Regions from separate parts of the Mus musculus genome. Here all the other regions are linked to region 1. A link is a contact called in ENCODE Hi-C or POLR2A ChIA-PET data. All regions are on one chromosome and are shown on one strand. The core of a region is the stretch at or near the end of the contact, and the rest is flanking DNA. Distances in the headings are between cores, read along the strand shown.

The links. A loop is a pair of places that touch in the nucleus more often than their neighbours do. ChIA-PET counts read pairs that join two places held with the same protein, here RNA polymerase II (POLR2A).
Region 2: a loop to region 1 is called in a map of heart, with 4 times the contacts of the local background. The contact joins the promoter of Rpl23 here to the promoter of Pip4k2b in region 1. A Hi-C loop is called at or near these places in 2 of 37 maps with a recorded cell type or tissue (heart and regulatory T cell). POLR2A ChIA-PET finds 5 or more read pairs at or near these places in 4 of 5 experiments (Patski and embryonic stem cell).
Region 3: a map of heart shows a loop between it and region 1 (5-fold over the local background). The contact joins the promoter of Pcgf2 here to the promoter of Pip4k2b in region 1. A Hi-C loop is called at or near these places in 22 of 37 maps with a recorded cell type or tissue (CH12.LX, T-helper 1 cell, T-helper 17 cell and 8 more). POLR2A ChIA-PET finds 5 or more read pairs at or near these places in 4 of 5 experiments (Patski and embryonic stem cell).

The regions. Positions count from the first base shown.
Region 1 is chr11:97,743,249-97,747,672 of GRCm38, reverse strand. It overlaps Pip4k2b (phosphatidylinositol-5-phosphate 4-kinase, type II, beta), which reads left to right and starts at 2,969. Exons shown (of 10, transcript NM_054051.1): 1 at 2,969-3,227. The coding sequence starts at 3,069. It overlaps Cwc25 (CWC25 spliceosome-associated protein), which reads left to right. Exons shown (of 10, transcript NM_026186.4): 10 at 204-2,203. The coding sequence ends at 318. Mir8102 (microRNA 8102) reads right to left here and starts at 2,776; the gene lies at 2,638-2,776.
Region 2 is chr11:97,779,080-97,783,853 of GRCm38, reverse strand. Rpl23 (ribosomal protein L23) reads left to right here and starts at 1,415. Exons shown (of 5, transcript NM_022891.3): 1 at 1,415-1,510; 2 at 1,965-2,048; 3 at 2,392-2,520. The coding sequence starts at 1,498. Snora21 (small nucleolar RNA, H/ACA box 21) reads left to right here and starts at 2,088; the gene lies at 2,088-2,215.
Region 3 is chr11:97,697,641-97,702,382 of GRCm38, reverse strand. It overlaps Pcgf2 (polycomb group ring finger 2), which reads left to right and starts at 2,735. Exons shown (of 10, transcript NM_001163308.1): 1 at 2,735-2,847.

The sequences.
Region 1 (4,424 bases), core at 1,720-4,219:
TTTCCAAAACAGATGAGTTTTCCCTTATGGACATTTAAAAGCCCTGGCTCCAGATGGAGTCCTTTGAAAATTGTCTATGTGGGCTGAAAAGAACTTGTATTTCTACAGTTCCTTTCTGGCTGCAAACCTGTTTCTTCTGATTCTGCCAGGGCTGACCAGTTGAAATGTCCTTTTTCCCCACTCCCCTGTCTTTCCTTCCCTAGCCGCATGAAGCTGGAGAGTGCGTCGACCTCCTCCCTGGAGGACCGCGTGAAGCGCAACATCCATTCCCTACAGCGGACGTCGGTGGCCCTGGAGAAGAACTTCATGAGGAGATGAGAACCAGTCTCTTGTACTGTTTTGCCTGAATTTTCCAGGGAGGCTACTGACTCCTTAAAATTCTCTTTATAAGAGTTCAGATGGCTTCCTGTACAGATGAGAACCCACCACTGTTCAAGTGCCCTTTGTCCACTGACTCCTGAAACACTTCACATCCGTTAAACACTGATGTGACCTGAATCGGGGCTCCTCAGGAACTTTGGCTGGATGTGGATGCACTGTGGGGTTTGACTGTGTTTTAGTGGCTGCCACTGGACGGCTTGGATGCTTGTTATCCCTCTTCCCTCCCACCTGAATGAATGGATCAGACTTCCAGAGGCCTCTCTTAAGAGCCACCCAGATGGACGGTGCTCACTGGGATAAACAAACATTGACTTTATTTAGTAGATTATGTGACAGGATAGCCAAGCATCAGGAAGAGCCAAGAATTGAAGAAGCTGGAAGAGAAAACAGAACCAAAAGCCCTAAGTGAACTGCTACCCACCCGGGCTTTACGCTGTAATGGTGTGATGTGTATATACAAATGTATAGTTCTATATTTGCTTTAAAAAAGTTAGCCTTGGGAGAACATTTTGTTGGATGACCTTGTCAGAAAAGTAACACAGTAGTTACTGGTAACAGAGGGATACTGACCTTCTTTGTCATTTGGACATGACTTTGTCCTCTACAAATGTGTTAGGCTACATTTATAGGTATGTACTGGCTTCAGGAAGGACACACCTGCCAAGGGACATACATATCCTCCTCTGTTCCTCGGCATCCTACAGTGGGCACCCAGTGGGGCAGGAATCAGGACCCATGTTGTCCGATGACTCCTGAAAGAAAATACTTGGGAAGCTTTTTGCTTTCTGGCTAATTTTTATTTGTTTGTTTGTTGAGGCAGGGTCTCTTGTAGCTCAGGCTAGCTTTGATTGGACCGGGGAGCTGACGGTGACCCTGCACTTTAGCTCCTCTGACCACACACAGTTGCTGCTCCTGCCACTGCTGCTTTGTGGTTTGTCTGTGATACAGGGCCCTTGCTGGTCCAGGGCAGCCTGATGGTGGCTCTCCTGCCTCAGCCTCCTGAGTGCTGGCTGCGGTTAGGCCATCCCCATCCTCCAGCTGCCTTTATCCTGTAATAACTAAAAATCTAAGACAAGACTCAAGGGGCCACACCCATGTCTTTACTGCCATTCCTTTCTCTATTCTTTCACCAGAAGCCCTCATTTGTTTGACCAGGGAACTTCTAGGTGCTTTTTAAACAGACGACAGATTCACCCTAGCGGTAGCTGACCTTAAACTGTAGATCTCCTGTTTTAGTCTCTGGAGCTGTGATTACAGACCATCTGGCCCTCAGAGGTGCTCTTAATTCATATATTAAGCCATTTCGTTGTTCTACCAGTTCCTAATTTCTCCTAAAATATGTTTGGATTTAAGCACTAAAATTCCAGTCACTGTAATTATTGTTGTTGTTACTTTTTGAGACAGGGTTTCTCAGTATAGATAGCCCTGGCTGTCCTGGAACTCACTCTGTAGACCAGGCTGGCCTTGAACTCAGAAATCTGCCTGCCTCTGCCTCCCAAGTGCTGGGATTAAAGGCATGCGCCACCACGACCGGCTGGCACTGTAATTCTTAAAACTCAGTTTCTCCCCAGACAATATAACATTATTCATTTAATCATCTCATCCTTCTGCCCTATGTTATAGTTAATTATGGCTTTTATTTTATTACTTGGTAATAAAGGCTACATTTATTTTTGTAACTGTGTAGAGCGATCTACCACGTGCCTGGTACTGAGTCTTGATATCCCAAGTGTTGACCTGTGATTTGTGTCGGATACAGAGACCCTTCGACCAAGTGGAATTACATAATAAACCATGGGCAGTTTATTCGAGATTTCTTGGAGCAAGAATGAAAGGATTATTACAATACGCGTCTACAGATGCTAGTGGTGTCTAAACTTGACCATCGGGATAGAGGAGGCTAGGCGGCAGGTGGGTGGGCGCGCGGCCCATTCATAAAACCTAGGATTCCCGGCCTGCTCCTCTGATTGGCCCCCGGGAAAGGGGGCGTACCTTGCGGGTGGAGCGAGCCGTCGGCCCAGGGGAGTGGGAAGATCCACGCTTGGGTGGAGCGAGGGGGCGGTCCCTGGTTTTCTAGGCAGGACTTCCTTTCCCCTTTGCCGCGTTACTCCTCTGTCCCCCGGGGTGGAGATGGTATGTTCCAGCTTCTTCTCATGCCGGCCCCTCTTCCCCTCCCGAAGCGGCGGCGCTGCCGCCATTTTAGTACTTCATGTGGAGGCAAAGTCAAAGCCCGGCCTTGAGGGTGTCCGAGTAGGGAGCCCTTCTTGCCGAGTGCCTCGAGGCTGTCCATCCCCAGTCTTCCTCGTTCCCCCGCGTGAAGCCGGCTGGGTTCCCTTCAGGCCGGGAGAGGAGGAGTGGGCGGGGCAGCTGCAAGCGCCCGGGGACGGGCGGTACCATTCCGACGGGGAGGGGAGAGCCGGGATCCAGTGGGCGGTGCCGCCCGGGGGCGGGGTGAGGATCAGGCTGGCCTGCTCCCCGGGGCGGGGCGGGGCGGGGCGGGCCGGCGCAGCGAGGGCGGGGCGTGGGGCGGACGGAACCACCGGGGCGGGGTGGGGAGGTAACGGGACGGGCGCGACCATGGCTCGGTGAGGCAGCGGGGGTGGGGATCGGTTCGGGGGAGGCCTGGGGCCGCTCGCTGGTGCGCTGTCTCCGCCGCCCCCCCTTTCGCCGCCGCCGCCGCCCCGGGCATGTCGTCCAACTGCACCAGCACCACGGCGGTGGCGGTGGCGCCGCTCAGCGCCAGCAAAACCAAGACCAAGAAGAAGCATTTCGTGTGCCAGAAAGTGAAGCTATTCCGGGCCAGCGAGCCGATTCTCAGCGTCCTGATGTGGGGGGTGAACCACACGGTAACCAGCTTCCCCGTGCGCGCCCCCACTCCCTCCGGCCTCGCCACGCTCGCCCCGCGGGTGACGCCTGCAACCCTTCCGCCGAGCCACTTGCATGCCCGCCCACCCGTGCACGCTGTCCGGCCGGGCGTGCACTCCCCGTTCGCCACGCGAGGCCTGGTGTCCCCGTGCTATGCCGTCGTCGTTTCCCCTTCGCTCCAGCCCCTCTGGCTTCTTGTGTCCGTATGCTGGCTCCGTGCAACCCCGGAGCTTCCGAGGGAAGGCCTGGGTGCTGCAACGACGCTGCTTCTACCCTCAGCGTGTTTGTTGCATGGCTATTCCGCTTGTCTCTTATAGCTGGCTACCACATCATTGCTCAGTTGACAGGGCAAGTGGGACTGGCTTGCCTGAATGTTCCTGTTTGTGGTCCTTTGGGTGGTATGGCTGCTCAAAGTTTCCCATCTTCTAGGCCTCCTTACCCCTGACTGTGGACATCCTCTCTGGGTTTCCTTTTTTTCTTCTTCTTCTTCATGAAGACGTATCAACTGGAGAAGCAGAGACTTCTCCAAACCACAGACACTTGACTTGTGTTCCCATGGATGAAGGATAAGTGCGAGCACAAGGCCCGAGGGAGTGTAGACTTGGTTATGGAAATAATGTATCTTCCTCGTTCTTCTGTGATGTTTCAAAGCCATTGACTTCTCGTATGGTTTTCCAGGGTGTGATAATGGTGATTACTGTCTCAGATGAGTGGTCCTTTGGGTCCTGGGTGCTTTGGGATGGTGCAGCAGCCTCTGCCAAGAAGTTGGATGTGGCCGACGTTAGCTGGTTGGCTCTGTTTATGTGCTGTTTGTTTGGGATCTGCTCTCTTTCGGTGGCTTGCTCTCTGCCTTCTCACCGTTTCTTTGTGAGTCCCTACACTGAGAGCAAACAGAGGAAGTGAAAAGACCTGAGGTGCTGACTCCACCAGCCACAAGTTTAGAATGGGGGTGGGTGGGGGGAGGATAACGGGTCGGGTCTCCTTCGGATTTCATTCTTTAGGCTCCATGACTTTTCTGAACACTTGAAATTGTCTACAAGACCAAACAATGACCCAGGGACCCAGGGTCAGGGAGACTTCATTTTCTCTTGCTTTGGTAGAAGACCTAGAGGGTCCTTTGGCTAGAGATTGAGGGACAGCCACCTACACCAGCGTAGATCTCCACGTCTTAGAGAAGA
Region 2 (4,774 bases), core at 166-2,665, 38 kb before region 1:
TTCTTCATAATACTTCTTCCCGTTTGACAACGATATACTGTATACTGGAACTCTCACAATTACTCCTATTATTTAGGTTTTTTTTAAAGATTTATTTATATTATTTATATGAGTACACTGTAGCTGTCTTCAGACAGACCAGAAGAGGGTATCAGATCCCGTTACAAATGGTTGTGAGCCACCATGTGGTCACTGGGAATTGAACTCAGGACCTCTGGAAGAGCAGTCAGTGCTCTTAACTGCTGAACCATCTCTCCAGCCCACTCCTATTATTTAGTATCTATTACCTGCCTCCAACCTCTACCCTGGCAGAGGAAAACCCATAAAGGCAAGAATAATGCTCTATTTTATTCCCTCATGTAATCTGGACAGAATCTGGCCCTGATATAAGTATTCAACGCACATTTGAATGAATGTTTCAACAGAAGGTAAGGAAAATAGGGAGAGGTTGAGGTAGTAAAAGGGGAAATTAATATTAATAAATTAAAACATGTCCAGTCGGGCGTGGTGGTGCACGCCTTTAATCCCAGCACTTGGGAGGCAGAGGCAGGCAGGCGGATTTCTGAGTTTGAGGCCAGCCTGGTCTACAGAGTGGGTTCCAGGACAGCCAGAGCTATACAGAGAAACCCTGTCCCCCCAAACAAAACAAAACAAAACAAAACAAAACAAAACAAAACCTGTCCATCTTGATTATAAGCAAGCATAAACTATCCTATATTTAAGCTTTACGAAATTTTGCACATCTTTAAGAAGCAACAAAGCCAATCAATCGGTCACGGTTAGCTGTGGGCTAAGTCTAAGAATAATTAATAATAAGGTACTGAGTTGTAGTCCGAGCGGCTGTGTGAATGTCACTAATAGAGTATTGTTAACTCTCATGACGAAAGAATGTTATGGTACCAAACACACAGACTCATCTGTAGCGCTCCACTTAATTGTTCCACAGCCAAATGAAACCATTCTGAACTTGCTCTTGCCCCATGTGTCTGTTCTTTAGGAACCCTTACAGAAGAATTTATTTTACTCATGTATTTATTTGTTTTGAGGAAGGATCTCATGGGTAGCTGAGGTGATGTTGAAATCGCCGCAATTCTCCTGCTTCAGCTCCCACGATGCCGAGATTATTGGCGAGCACCACCACACCCGCAGCAATAATTTTCGAATCCCTGTTATCCAGAGAGGGGCTTGGCCACAGAGCTCAAAAGAAGCTGTTAAGCAAATTTTAAAAAGCCAAAAGGCAATGTGTCCATATCGCCAATTACTTCCGAGGCGTTGGGTGTAGCCCCAAAATTACTCGCCCCTACACATCTTAAGCGCAGCTTTCCCACGCAGAACGGTCCCGCGGAGGCCCAGGCCTTTTACGTCATCTAGCTGCGACCCGGGGAGGGAGGCGGGCTGGACGAGGTCCGGTCACGTGGCTGAGTGGGCGGGGCCTCCCGTTCATATCCCAGTGTCCCCTGTACTAACTTCCTTTCTGACCCTTTCCGGGCGTTCAAGATGTCGAAGCGAGGTGAGGAATTTTGAGTTTGGGGATCCGTTGGCATCTGCCGCGCGGGATGGCCCGCCCATCCCTTGGCGACGGCCCCCGGCGGCGGTGATAGTTTACAGTCCCGGGGCCGGAGATAGAGAAGATGGGGGCACCGCGGAGGCCTAGAGGGAGCCCTGAAAGAGGGCGATGCCAATGGTGTTGAGCTGGTGTAGGAGCGGAGCATGGGGCCGAACGGAGAACGTGGGGTCGACGGGACTGCGCGATATCTGCGGTCCCCGCAAATGCAGACGAGGTTGGAGCCTCGCAGTCTCCTTCTTCCGCAGGAGGATGCAAATAATGGGCACGGCCGGGTCCCGTGACAAGTGCGTGGTAGCCGGGGAGCGGCCGGCCCTCGCCGAAGCGTGTGCGGTGGGTTATAGTTGGGAACTGTGAGACCGAATGTGGACCCTTGTCCTGTCTGTTTCCCTCCCCGCAGGACGCGGTGGGTCCTCCGGGGCGAAATTCCGGATTTCCCTGGGTCTTCCGGTCGGAGCTGTGATCAACTGTGCAGACAACACAGGTGAGGCCTTCGGCCGCGTCCTGCCACCGTCCCCTTTTAAAAGCACTCAGTGAGCCTTTTGCTAGTGACCCACTGAGCCGTCAAGAAGGGGCAGAGTGAAAAACACCACTTTTGGGTGAAGTGGCAACGTGTTGTGTTGTTTAACTTCAATCGGTGTTGTGACAAGACACTTCTGAAAGATTACTTACAAGCCCGATGAGTTTTACGAAAACGGTTTGTTTTGGTTTGTTTGTGTTCATGCTTTTCTGAGACTGAGTTACTTGGTGTATAGCCTTGCTGACTCTATATTGTGAATTCTGCCGGTCTCATACAAAATTTACTTTTGTTTGTTTTTTTCCTATAGGAGCTAAAAACTTGTATATCATCTCTGTGAAGGGAATCAAGGGACGGCTGAACAGACTTCCTGCTGCTGGTGTTGGGGACATGGTGATGGCCACAGTTAAGAAAGGCAAACCAGAACTAAGGAAAAAGGGTGAGCGGGGAGGAGAGCTTGTTTTTTTGTTTGGTTGCTTGTTTTGGTTTGTTTGTTTGGTTTTTTTTTTGACAGTGTTTTTCTGTGTAGCCCTGGCTGTCCTGGAACTCACTTTGTAGACCAGGCTGGCCTCGAACTCGCCTGCCTCTGCCTCCCAAGTGCTGGGATTAAAGGCGTGCGCCACCACGCCCGGCCCTGGGAGGCTCCTTAAGTCGTAGTGGAAGGTAGAAGTTCTCTGGGTGTTGGAAGATGGGATCTTAATTCTGTGGCTGTCAAGGAAGCTACACATGTGAGAGCCTTTGAGATCAATGCCTCAGCTCCCTGTTTGAGACAAGGCTTGACTTGGTAGCACAGGCTGGACCTCAGTGTTGGGCTTACAGACACGGCCACATGTCTGACTGCTGCGGTTTATGGAACACTTTGTTTTTTCTCTAATTAGGGTCTTTTCCGTCTTTCATGCTATGTAATCTGCCACTCACCTGGCTAAGTTCTTCCCCTGTAGTAGACTATGTAGTCTTACCAGAAAAGATCTTCAGTTGGTTGTCTGTCCCTAGCTGTCAGTGCAGATGACAATGTGAAATGGGTGTATTTTTGTGGGTTGTTGTCCGAACACCTGGAAGCAGACACATTGTCCAGAGGCCTTGTGATAGACACTGTACTGGGAGCTGACTATTGGTGTATTAACTACCCTGAAATGTGTTCTCATCAGGTAGATGAACAGACCTCAGAACCTCCTCTGCCTTGAGTGTTCCAGCTGTAGAACTTTCTTGGCAGGATCTCACTGTAAGCTTGGCTGTCCTTGAGCTCAGACCTACCCACCTCAGCTTCCTAGTGCTATCAGGCACTGTTCTTTTTCCAGAGATATTCTCGAAGTCCTTTGGTGTAGTGCAAGTGAGGCCTGTGGGGTTGCTTCCTAGCAACACTTTGTTTCCATAGGAGCCACCTTGCTCTCAGCATTTAGTTCAAAGTCTTTCACTTTAATACTTGAGGGGACGGTGACATTGTAGCCAAACTTACCCTAGTGTGGTTACACTGAAATGAGTCTACCAGGGCTTATCCTCTTCTCAGAACACTTCTAGGGCCTGGTTGGTGGCTCAGGAAGCTGTCAGTGAAGAGCAGAGCATGTCCCCTTACCCCTGTGGTATGATGACAGCTCCACACACTGTTGTCTCCAATAGTGGGGAGAGGGATATTCTTAGTGTGTGTCAGGTAACAGGCTTGGTCAGTGTTTTTGGTTTTTTTGTTTGTTTTTCTAGACAGGATTTCTCTGTGTAGCCCTGGCTGACCTGGAACTCACACTGTAGACCAGGCTGGCCCTGAATTCAGAAATGCACCTGCCTCTGCCTCCCAAGTGCTGGGATTAAAGGCTGTAGTCTGATTCTTAACTACCTTTAAACAGGCCAGGTGGTACTAGACTTAACTCCAGTTGTTCTGGAGACCTAGGTGGGGAGATTGTAAGTTCAAGGCTTGCCTGAGTAACTAGGTTTTAGATTGATATATATATATATATATATATATATATATATATATATATTTTTTTTTTAAGATTTATTTGCTTGAGCCCGGTGATGGCGGCGCACGCCTTTAATCCCAGCACTTGGGAGGCAGAGGCAGGCGGATTTCTGAGTTTGAGGCCAGCCTGGTCTACAAAGTGAGTTCCAGGTCAGCCAGGGATACGCAGAGAAATACTGTCTCGAAAAATTTAAAAAAAAATTTATTTGCTTGAGTACACAGTAGCCGTCTTCAGACACACCAGAAGAGGGCATTGGATCCCATTACAGATGGTGGTGAGCCACCATGTGGTTACTGGGAATTGAACTCAGGACCTCTGGAAGAGCACTCAATGCTCTTAGCCGCTGAGCCAGCTCTCCAGCCCCCTAAACTCTAAATGGTAGACTATTTGGCCTAGTGTGTTGTGCATGGCCTTGATTAGTCCCTAACACAGAAAAATGCTTGTGGGTACTATGAGACCTCAGCTTCCAGCTCTTAGACTTTAAAGAGATGGGCCATATTGTTGTGTGTCCTGTCTGATTTCAGTAAGGCCCCAAAGTGATGTAGTCTTGAATTTTTCCCTGTATTAATGGACCATTGTCATTCAGTGACTCTGTAAGCAACTAGTAGACTACCAAATCATTTTCAGTGGTTGTGTAGTTTTCTAAATAGTCCTTGTAGCATTGGCTGTTTAGTTGTGTTTTGATCCATTAAAACATCATGCTGGGAAAGCTCCTTAATGCAGACAGTTTAAATGCAAATG
Region 3 (4,742 bases), core at 1,486-3,985, 45 kb after region 1:
CAGAAGCAATAATTGTGATACACCAACCCAGATGGTCACTGTATTTAGAAATCCGTCTATGGTCAGTGAATGGATCTATCCCTAACGTCTCCTCACCACCTCTCACTATTCTTTCTCCCAATCAGGATGACAGAAAGGCAAAGCCAAGTTTCTGTCTCACTGCCATGTTTAACAATGCAATTTTCCTTGGATTAAGAATAAATTTTGCTGCGGAGGTTGGACAGCTTCCCATTGTCTGCATCAGTGGACGATAGCAACTTGAAAGAGGAAATCTGTCCCGGTGGATGGAAACAGTCAGGAAAAAAACCACAGGAACAAAGTGAGGGATAAAAGAGTGGAAGGAGGAAGAACCTAGCTGTGATCTACAGAGAAAGGCATACCATGAGGGGGCCTAAGTAGACAGTGCGGAAGATGGGGAAATAAATACAGAGATCAACAAAGGGCATCGTTTGCAAGAGGGAGAGGTGTAAGGGACACAGAAGTAAAGCTACACAAAAGCAAGAAGGAACGACTCTCTCTAACTAGTGCCACCATTTAAAAGGGATTTTCTCCTTGCTCTTGTTTCCGATGGCAACAGATGCCCGTTGGTCCTTGCCTTGATGTTCTGGGTTCCTGTTCTCTGGGAACCTCTGATTTCTGACTGCTCACTACGTGTGGCAATCAACTAGAGGACAGGGTAAGCTACAGACTTGGTGGAAAATAAGCGCTCTTCATGTTCGCTGAGCACACTGGAGAAGGTGGGCAGGAGGAAGATGTGCAAGGGACTCTTTCCATCCGTTCTCTAGACATTTGGCTCAAAGGAAGTCTCTTGTGGACTCCCTCTTCTATGTTTGCAGATCACCTGGCGCTTCAAACATGGAGAAGGGACTTTTCCAGCTTATTGCCCTCGCTGGCCCTGCTCGGTGTCAAAGCCCAGCTTACCTACTGTGCCTAAAACAGTACTTGCCGTTGGCACAGAGAACTTTCGATGTTGGGACAGTTAAGTCAGCGGCTCTCCCGATGAACCACAGGGATTAGCAATATCCCAGCATAGATGATTTATTGGAGTCTTAGTGGGTGGTGGGTCTTCAGTGTGTCCCTACTCTCCAGCGGTTTCCTTGGAACTGGACCTTAATAATTGAGGAGCAAATGGATACCCACCCCAATAAACAAAAGGTAGCCAGGCAGTACCCTTCACGTTGAGCAATTGTGTTTGCTCTAGCAGAGTTCAAGATGCTGGGACACATGGGCCGTGATGACAGTGGGCGTGTCTAACTCGAGACCCCTTTCCACAGTAGCCTGTGAGCTCGTGGTACCCGATGTAGGGATTGGGAAGCAAGTGACCGATCCTCCCGGGGCCTCTTCCGCTCCCACTTGGACCACCCGATCTAAGCGGAAATCTCTTGCCTTTCCTTTACACCGTCATTCGGCTCTGCAGGCTGAGAGCTGAGGCTGGTGGGGTCACTGGGCGGACAGACTTCACAGGGCTCCTGATAAGCGGTCCAGTGTATAAAAGCACTCACTTCGGGACTGCTTTAGGCTTGGAACAAGGAGAGGAGGCAGGCTCGACAAAGATTCGTTCCTTACTCGAGCCAACCCACCAGGCGCTTAAAGGCTTTTCAGGCCGGATAATCGAGCTCTTTGGAGGGACAGTCACAGTGGCCACCCCCCAATAAATCATAAGTAACGAATCAGCGAAATCGAGCGACCTATTGAGGTCCACGGTTCTTGTGGTAACGCAGAATCGATTCGCTTCCTTGGCGCCGTCTCTTCTAGCTCTCCTTCCTACTCTGCCCGGGGCCCGGAGCCGCTGGGGACCGGAGAGCGAGCGCTGGGTGGAGCCGAGGGCGACAGTCGGAGTGGGCTGGCACCAGCCACCTTCGCGCTCGCCGGCCCCTCCGCGGCCGCGAGGGAGGCGCACCGGCGGCGAAAAGGCGCGCGTCCTCTCTCGACTCCTCGCTTCCTATTGCGTCGGGGCCTCTCGAATTCGGCTAGTTATTGTGTCTCTGGCTCGGCGCCCGAGTTCGTGTCTCGGGCTGCTCTCCCCGCCCCGGACTGCGTTCCATTCTTCTCCGCCCGAGCACGCTGAGCGCGCCAGCCTCGGCCACAGCCAAGCCCCGAGGCCACCGTGCGTTTCCCGCGAGGTGCGAGGACCCCGAATCGGTGTGGGGAGGCGGTGAGGTCACGCTCGGGGGGGGATCACACACGCACTTAGGAATCCCAAGGGATTCAGCTGGAGTGAGCGAACCTCACTCGGACGCGTGGCCAGCGGCGCCGCGTCCCCCGCCCAAGCGCCCTTTGGTAGCGGCGACGCACCGGGTGCCGCGAGACACATTTCCGCCCAGTCTGCATCTCACCATTTTCCAAGCTCCCCAGCTAGGGTAGGGATCGCAGAGTCGGTGGAAGTGGGGAGAACACACTTATTTTAGGAGGAGGTGGTGGTTTCATGACTGAAGGTAACACAATAGGACCTTTCCTCCGGGTTCAAGGGATCTGCTTGGATAAGAGGTGGTCTCCTCTTGGTTTGGGGGAAGCCCAGCGCAAGGCGGTGGGGAGCAGCTGAGCTAGCCTCTCCCCCTCCTCTTTCCCTCTCTGCAAACATCCTGAAGGAATGAGGTCACGTGGGTGAGTAGTGGGCGGGACCTACTCTTGTCTGGAGGAAAAAAGCCATTTTGCCCCCCCCCACGGCCCCTCCCCTCCCCTCTGGTCCCCTCCCCTCCCCAAGCTGCTCTTACAAACTCCTTTCTTATCATAGGTTTCTCCCCTCCCGCCGACCGAGCGAGCGACAGGGCTGTGGTCCCCCTCCCCTCCCTTCCCTCCCTCCCTCCCATCCCCCCCTCCCCGAGACCCACCGGACCCCGAAGCCAGGTAAGCGGACGCCGACTCGCGCTTGCCTCCTTGCTACCTCGTAAGCGTCTAGGGCTGGCGACCGGGACCCGTTCACCTTTCCCCGCAGACCCCAATGGGAGCCGGGAGCCCCGGCCTGGCCTGCCGCCCGCGTCCCTTCCCGCCCCGCCAGCCGCTGTCCAAGCTCGCCCGGTCCGCCTTTCTTTCTCTCGTTCCCGGTCTCTCTCTCTTTTTTTTTCCTTTCCTCCCTTCCAAGATGGCCGAAGTGGATTCCCCCTCTTAACGATTTGGAGTCTCCCTCGACCACCTCCTCTTTGTGCAGCAGCCCCCTGCTAAGACCCTGCTTGCGAGGTATCGAGGGGGAGGGTCCGGGCGGCCACGAGGGCTTTGGGGACATACGCTAGGGTGGGTCTCGCCCCCCCCTCCGCCCCCGACCCGAGGATCTCCACAAGCTGGAGCAGACTGTGGCTCGGCCCCTTCGAGTCGGGCAAGGGTCGCCTCCCGAGTGGGCAGTGAGCGTGGTAGACGCGCGAGGACTTGAGGCCCGGAGGAAGGGGACTTGGCTTTCTGGTGGCCGAGGGAGGGCGCCCTAACTCCTGGGGTCGGGATCTTGGGCACCTCCCCCAGAGGTCCCTTTCGTCCCGGTGCGAGGCGCCCCGCCCCCTCCCTGAACCACCTCGGCTGAGCTTTTCCCTACCTCCCTCCCGGGGCCCCACCAAACTTTGGCTCTAGGGAGGGAAGGAGTGGCCACTCGGTCACTGGGGGTGCCTGATCCTTTGACCTAGGCTTCGCGGGGAAGCAAGGGTGGAGGGGAAAGAACGGGAGTGAGGAGAGATTTAGCATGCTCTGTCTTTTCATGAGTGGCCAAGGGGTCTGATGAGCTGGCCCTTCTGCCACAGGAGGCGAAAAGGGAAGCGGCTACTCTTTTCTCCTTGAGCTCTGCCGCTGCTAGCTCTGAAACCCGGGGAACCCTGAGCCTGCAGACGCCCCGCGCCCTTCCTGACTCCCAGGGGCGTCTAGGCAAGCCCCCTACTCTTCCATCCCTCACTTCCCGGGTCTATCCAAAATTGCTGTGGTTGCTTGATCGAGAAGGGTGTGTGTATGTGTAAATTTAAATATGTTTAAGTATGTACAGGTGTTACCTAGAGCTGTCCCTGCGTCTTTGTCTCTCGTAGCCCCCGGCCGAGCTCCCGCCATCCCCCATGTTGCCTCAGTCTCTTTTGGTCTTCCTCTCGCTGAGGGAGGGGCTTCTCTTAGCTGGCTCTCACAGTCTTGGGCCTCCCTCTCTGGACTTCTTGCAGTTGTGCTGTTCCCGAAACTCATGACAACCCCACCCCCACCCCCAACATACACACATCCCTGCTCCAAGGTGTTATTACTGTAATCGGAGGAGCATAAAGCCAGCTCTGTTGTAGCATTTTGGTGGAGAGGTTTTCCCAGGGGTTCCCCTGGTTTGAGGTTGGGGCTTGCACACTTAGAACTGTGTTTGGAATAAGGCAGGAAACAGCCTCCAGGATCCAGTCCGGCTGTCGCGTCGCCTGATCCTGTTCAAGTTGAAGGCTTGGGAGGTGAGCAGGGGAGGGGGAAAGGAACTCCCTGAGTGGTTGATGGAGCTGTTGCCATGGGAATGGAGAGAGGCTGAAGTGGAAGAGGTTACATGTTATACAGGTCAGATGCCTACTGTAGCGCCCCCCTACCCCCACCCCGGACCCTATAGCGGAGTGGTGGTGGGGCGCTGACCTGTCTTTGTTGCTGGAAGACTTAAATTATAATTTGCCCTGAGAGGACTAGAGGTTCGCAGAAGGTTAATGTCTGTGGCTCCAGTTTCAGGCAGGGATGTGATGGGGTGGGTGGAAATGACTTCTGCATCTGTGGAGTAGGAGCCTGGCTCCAGCCTTGCTGTGTATGTGGTGGTG